Linked DNA regions of Homo sapiens: region 2 is linked to region 1. The links are chromatin contacts, found by Hi-C in ENCODE. All regions are on one chromosome and are shown on one strand. The core of a region is the stretch at or near the end of the contact, and the rest is flanking DNA. Distances in the headings are between cores, read along the strand shown. Region 1 holds the start of LURAP1L-AS1 (LURAP1L antisense RNA 1). Region 2 has its middle 110 kb from the start of SNORD137.

The links. A loop is a pair of places that touch in the nucleus more often than their neighbours do. Pooled maps may share reads with other maps.
Region 2: a loop to region 1 is called in a map of GM12878, with 3 times the contacts of the local background. The contact joins the enhancer-like site here to the promoter of LURAP1L-AS1 in region 1. A Hi-C loop is called at or near these places in 1 of 168 maps with a recorded cell type or tissue (GM12878), 2 of 37 single-sample maps with no recorded cell type and 8 of 50 pooled maps.

What each region holds. Positions count from the first base shown.
Region 1 is chr9:12,812,438-12,816,066 of GRCh38, forward strand. It overlaps LURAP1L-AS1 (LURAP1L antisense RNA 1), which reads right to left and starts at 1,952. Exons shown (of 4, transcript NR_125775.1): 1 at 1,856-1,952. All of the region lies in intron 1 of LURAP1L (leucine rich adaptor protein 1 like), which reads left to right. RefSeq lists an enhancer at 1,565-2,764.
Region 2 is chr9:13,082,182-13,085,810 of GRCh38, forward strand. No RefSeq gene overlaps it. Among named protein-coding and RNA genes, the nearest start is that of SNORD137, 110 kb to the left of the region's middle. Within about 2 kb of position 1,995, at least 2 of the 41 ENCODE cell types and tissues checked have a DNase peak (open chromatin) inside an H3K27ac peak, as active enhancers do.

The sequences.
Region 1 (3,629 bases), core at 702-3,201:
TTTTTACTCACTCTCTGTTGCCTTTGTAAGAAATACAGAGATCACTTTTCTTTTCAAGTCAGTTCTCCCCTACAAAAAATTTTACAAAGTAAGTTTACTAAAGCACTACTGGGCTGCACATAGCGTGTAGGAAATAGAATTGGGAGAATGAAGAAGAAATATGGGGCATAAGATCCACGGCAAACAGATTTAATTATAGTATCAAGAAATTACTAAAAGAGAAGATAAAGCATTTGAGTAGAAAAGATGTCAGGAATCATGTAAAAATAGAGATTACAGTCCTATCTCCTCAACAATCTTCAAATGCATTGCTGAACAACTCTGCATTATAAAGCCTACTGTTTATAACAGTGGCCTCTTATTTTAGAAATATAGCCATCAAAAATTATTATAATACAAAAGCATAAATGTTCAACTGAGTTTAGATACCTGGCTTATTCCCTTTTTCAGTATATTTCATGTCTCAACAATGCTGAGTCATTTATATTCAGTTTTTGAAATCTTTCCAGAAAAGACACTAAAAACTTTGGTATAAATATTTTACATCTATCTCAAATTTTATTCAATGGAAAAGATAAGATTACCTTCAGATTTTAATTACGTCTAGAAAAATAAAAGCCCTAAGGGGTAAAATGCAAGTCTCTAATCTGCTTATTACAAAATGCAATCAATTAAGTAAAGCCTTCATTCCGTACCTCCTCAATGGTACACTGAAGCTAATATCTACTGAGATGTGTGAGCTTTTTGTTAAATTTTCAGGAGTTTTGTGAACTAGTTGCCAATCACAGACATTATTAAAATTTAAAGTATTTATATAAACCTACTAGTTAAGTATTTATATAAACCTATAATTTAAAACAAAGGTAATAAATACTCAAAATTCATGGCATCCTAATTATTTTACTACATTTTACTTTCATGATTTTTTGAGGTTTTTAAAACATCTATTTTATTCACAGGGTGAAAATACCGTATATGCTCTAGTACCGAGTATCTCTTATCAATCCCATGTTTATGTTTAAGGACATTCTATAGACAGATTCAAATTGGCCATGTAGGAGTATTTATGCTACAGAAATTTAAAAACACTATAAAGCAGAACTTGATTTTTATTTTATTGGTTGTCTAGACTTAAGTGATAGAGAAAATTTTAATACTGCAGATTGAAATTGAAATTTGTGGCATGTCCCTAGTTATTACATTTCCAATAGTGCCAAAAAAAGGAAATATTCTCCATGTATTTGAAAACTGTTATTCAATTCAGTGAAGAAATTGCTGACATCATTGATGAACCAGTAAAATTCCAACATAACCCATGCTGAGGCTGAAACAAATTTCAGTTTAATTAATATAGTTTTCACTAAGTGAAAAATAATTTAACAGTGGATCACATATCAGGTGTAACAATAACAATTATTGAGGAATGAATTATCAATTGAGATTAACTGTATTTGTGACATTTTGTTTGAACTGCGTCCATAGTTTGCTATACATACAACAGTTCAGCAAGAATAAATAAAACATTCTCTGAAATCAGTTGGTTATATGGAATTGACAATAAAAAGTGCTGTATATTTTATTATTATCTGTCAAGTGTGTGTTATACATCTTCTATATCAGCACAATTTGTATTATATTTTGTAGTATATATGCATGCATGTGTGTGTGTGCATGTTTATTTTTCCCAGGAAGCTGCTTGTTAAACATTTACTGGCACACTACCCTGTGTCCTTCCCTTACAATGTAACTGTGGCCACTACAGATCACGGAGGAGCACATTAACATGCCCTGGTCTACCATGTGAAAAGAATATCTTAAGTTCTAAATTGAAAAGACACACATGCACAATACTTACTATAAATTAGTGGAAACACTTCTCTGGTCTGTGTTCAATGTGAAAAACTTCTCTGCTGTGAATATGGGGAGTCCATGTTTTCATTAGATCATTCTAAATGAATCTCGGCTCAGGTGATTTATAGCCGATTGCATCAGCCTAAATTACTCTTTGCACATTCATGTTGAAAATATTCAGGGAAACAGTTTTCACTGTATTAGATTATGGAAAAGGAATTGACATCACAGGCATCTAAGTATCAATTGGACCTAGAATCTGATGAAATCATACTGAAAAGCTGCATGTATTACTTTGGCAATCAGATGACTCACCAGCAGAAACTGTACAGATCTCACGAGCAGGCCTGGTGGCCGGAATTTATGCTTATGATTCACAGGAGTCACATGTGCTCCTTTCAAATACACCAGATACAGCTTTCTACTTTATCAAAACAACATCAATCAGTCCACTGTGCTGATGACAGTATTTTTATGTATGTAATTTAGTCCTTGGGGAAATTACTTTTCTATAACGTTCTGGGAAAAGAGTGAACTGTTTCAGTTATTGTTCAGTTCCACATATAAACAACAAAAATGGAGGAAGACAAAGCTGACTGATGTGAAAGGGAATCCTCTGTTGCCCAGTTAGAAACAAATTTTGTTGTAAATTTTGAACTGACTGAGAAAGTGAAAGAAAGCTTTGGTGGAAGGAACAGCACTGACTTTTGCATAATTGTAGGCTTTTCACCTGAAGCATTCCAAACCAAAAACAGTGAGTGGAAATGTTGTACAGTGTCTTCTCAGGCTGCAAAAAGATGATAATATTTTTATGGATCTTCTGAGAAAACAGAGGAGTGATTTATAAGTATAGATATTGAAAACACTGCTGGAAATTTTAAGGATGGGTAGGCAGAAAATCTTCTGTGATCATCAAATTGAGGATGTCCTGAATTTGGAGAGAGGGCAAATTTGAACACAAGGAGCTTATGCAAAAGGAACAAGCAAACAAACTGGAATAAATTGCTGGAAAAACAATACTCCAAGTGCTTTTAAACAGCTCTTCAGTTTATATAGACTTTTAAAAATATATTCTAAAATAAATGTGGATAGAAAAGAGGCCCTGACAGAACTAAACTCTCTTCCACCAACTACAAATCAGAGAGAACGATGATTAGTTTCTCCTAATGAGAAACTAGGGTTAGAGCATCACATTAAAAAGCAAGTCTAATCTTTCTTCCTTCAATGTATGTGACTATGGACTTGCAAAGAAGTCCTTCTTCCTTCTAATTCATATTACAGCTTGCAGGATGGTTGGGATTTACATCTTGAATATTGTGGATTTTACCATACAAATGTATAACTAGGAGGTGGCCTGCTTTTATCTGACTAGTTGACATTCATAAATAAAAGGGTAACAATAATGGAGGAGGGCTTTATGAGAAACCTGAGTATATGATGCTATCCAAGGCTCCAGAAAGGCAAAAAATGTCCCTATTTGGAAGATATATTCAGCAGCTCATGTGCACATTTCAGTTAATATATAGACATATTAAAGATGATATGCACGTTTGTCTTGGAGTGGAATACAAAAATGATTTTTATTCAAACCCAAATGGTGAGAGCAAAAATTATTATGACAAAATTTCTGATAAAGTACCTCAAATTAACATCAAACCCAAACTTCTAGCCTTAGCCATGAGTTTTTACCAGCTACATCTTTTGCTGGAGTTACTGAGCAGCAGAATTGATTCTTCTGTCTCCTCTATAGCCTGAATAATTTTCTCATAACGTAAACA
Region 2 (3,629 bases), core at 745-3,244, 270 kb after region 1:
AAAGTGCTGGGATTACAGGCGTGAGCCACCGCGCCCGGCCTACACGAAAACTTTTTTATGAGTCTGTTTAGCATCTTTATTTATAATAGCTGAAAATTTGAAATATATGTTCATCTTACAGGTATGAATAAACAAATCGTGGATACAACAACAACGGAATACTACTCGGGAATGAACCATTAATACATAGAACAACACAGATGACCTCAAAAACACGCTGAGCAGAAGAAGCCATACAAAAAGAATACTTACTGTGATTTTATTAATATGCAATTCTAATAAAGAAAAACTAATCTGTAGTGACAGAAAACAGGTCAGTGGCTGTCTGTGAACAGGAGTGGCGACTGGGAGAGGGGAACTTGACTGAGAAGGACACAATATCCCCAACTTTTGGGGATATTGGAAATGATTGATGTATAGATTTGTCGAAGTATTTTAAAATCTACACTTAAATCTGGTACATTTTATTGAATATAAATTGTGCCTTATTCAAGGTGATATTTAAAAAAATCGTAGCTATAGATGGCTAACTTCACAATACATCCTAGCCATAATACCTATTCAGAGAGATCTACATCATTTTCTATACTTAATGTAGCTCAGATTTGTCTTTTACTTCAAAAACAAGAGATTTAATGCGTATCAAAGGAAGAAAAAAAACTTTCTAAAGATGTGCCAGCTTCCTTTCAAAACAATCATTTATATAACTGAGATGAAAATGTAACCATCCTATTTCAGCATTCAGTCTTTTCAGCTGAAGCAGATAAAGATCTGGGTTGCTGAAACTTGTTTTGCTGCTCTATAAAATAGCTGCAGTATCATTGACACTTAATAGGCATGAATCATGGCACAACCTTTCTGTTTAAAGGCTGCATGCGGCACAACAGTTGCATTCTAAACTCTAACTATGGGGTTGAGGAAACCTTTAATTTGACCTGTCTTTAAAATTCTGATTTAGTCCAGTTTATACCACCTCCCCCCACTCCCTTGGGATGCAACTACAACTACAATTCTGGTAAAAACAAGAGTGACTATCAAGTCAAAAGGCATGGCTTGGATTATCACTCTGTCCCTTTATATATTGTGTGAATTTGGACCAACTATTTAAATATATTATCTTTATTTTCCTTATCTGTAAAATGGAGATTGTTGTTCCCATCACATGAGCGTTTTGAGTACCCTGTTCCATAATGTGTATGGGAGAATCAAGTCATTCTATGCCCTTAGTAAATAATGATTGAATAGAAAATCAGAGCTTGTGCAAAAAAACTAACATGTTGGAGGCCACCCAGAAATAATGCTACAAGTAAGAGAGGATGACTGGTATGACACTATGCAAACTAGAAGAGAGTTAATTGGCTGTTATTCTCCAGGGCAGGCTGGCCTTCAAATATGACAGAGGAAATCTTGGCAGAGTAGTGCAAGATGGAACGATAGTTGAACTGGATTAAACATTGGGTTAACCAAGGCTGTCTTCTTTCTGGTTTAACATATTCAAGTATCTCCTTTAAGCATAATCTTATCCACAGAGAAGAAGAAAAGAATCCCCCTCACAGACTTCTCCCCTGCCGTCTCAAAAATAACCTTCCTTGGTAAAAGTTGCCAAATGAAAATATATTTTCCAAATCGGGCAATATTCGTGAGATAAGAAGGAGTTCTGACAGGTTTCCACTTTGGGAAAAGACACTTTACAACTGCAGGTCTTCATACCTGAAATGCCAATGACTACTTTGAGGTCTAAAGATTTCTCTTCTGCTCTAAAAAGAAAATGCAACATATTTGAGGTTAACTTTGAACATCAAAGTATTTTTTAAGAAAGAAGTGTCAGAATCCACTATGGCTGTCTCCCAAGAAGTCCTTTTTTTAAAACATTATTACTGGATTGCTTTGGATTGTGGCACACTGTCTCCTTAAGAACATATCCTTGTAGTTCCCTAAGAAAAGTCAATGTATATCGAACCACTGCATGAGTAATAGTAGACTTACTCACCAAGGAGAAAGTTGAACAGAGCCAGAACCAATTTTGTCTGAAAAGTTCCTATTACAAAGCCTTTCAGGAAGCTGCTTGTCAAGCCTCAGGCCACATCTAGAATTAAATCCCTTGCAAATCTAAAAAGTGAGTTTGTGCAAACAGGACAGAGTATCAAAATTACTTGTGGGAGTTACAAAAGGATATGTTGGTGACAGCATTAGAGCTTTTGTAGAAAAGCCAGCACCTAAGCCACTAATTGTCAGCATTGTCTCTGAGACACTGCAGTTTGCTTTCACTAATCTCAGTTTGTTTAAAGATTCCCCAGGGCAATAATTTAGTTCAGTGTACAGGCATATTTTGTTTTATTCTTCTTCACTTTATTGAACATTACAGATACTGAATTTTTTACAAATTAAAGTTTTGTGACAACCCTGTATTAGTGCCATTTTCAAACAGCATGTGCTTACTGCATGTCTCTGTGTTACATTTTGACAATTCTTGCATTATTTCACACTTTAAAAAATTATTATAATATTTGTTTTGGTGTTCTGTAATCAGTGATCTTTGATGTCACAATTGTAATTGTTTTATGGCACCACAAACTGTGCCCATATGAGACAGCAAACTTAATCCATAAATGTTGTATGTGTTCTGACTGCTCCACTGATCAGCTGTTTCTCCATCTCGCTCCCTCTTCTCAGGCTGTTCCATCCCTTGAGACAACACTATTGAAATTAGGCCAAATAGGAACCCTACAATGGCCTCTAAGTGTTCAAGTGAAAAGAAGAGTTGTGTGTCTCTCACTTTAAATAAAAAGCTAGACAGGAGAGGTGGCACATCCTGTAGTCCCAGCTACTCAGAAGGCTGAGGCAGGAGGATCACTGGAGACCATGAGTCCAAGGCTGCAGTGTGCTATGATTGCGCCCGTGAACAGCCACTGCATGCCAGCTTGGGAAACATAGTGAGACCTTGTCTTTAAAAAGAAATTAAAATAAAAACAAATATAAATTAAAAAATCAAAAGCTAGAAATGATTAGGCTGAGTGAGGAAGGCATGTTGATAACTAAGACAGGCCAAAAGCTTAGTCTCTTGCACCAGTTAGCCAAGTTGTGAATGCAAAGAAAAAGTTCTTGAAGGAAATTAAAATTGTTACTCCAGTGAACATGAATGGTAAGAGAGCTAACCAGCTTTATTGCTGATATGGAGAAAGTTGTAGTGTTTTGGATAGAAGATCAAACCATTCCATTAAGCCAAAGCCTAATCCGGAGCAAGACCCTAACTCTTCAATTCTGTGAAGGCTGAGACAGATGAGGAAGCGTAAGAAGAAAAATTAGAAGCTAGCAGAAGTTAGTTCGTGAGGTTTAAGGAAAGAATCCATCTCCATAACATAAAAGGGCAAGGTGAAGCAGGAAGTGCTGATGTAGAAGCTGCAGCAAATTATCCAGAAGCTCTGAGATCATTGATGAAAGTGACTACACTAAACCACAGATTTTTAATGTAGATGGAACAGCTTTATCTTAGAAGAAGAGGCCTTCAAGGACTTTCACTAGAGAAAAGTCAATGCCTGGCTTCAAAGCTTCAAAGGACAGGCTGATTTTGTTCATAGGGGCTAATGCAGCCAGTGACTTTTAAGTTGAACTCAATGCTCATTTACCAT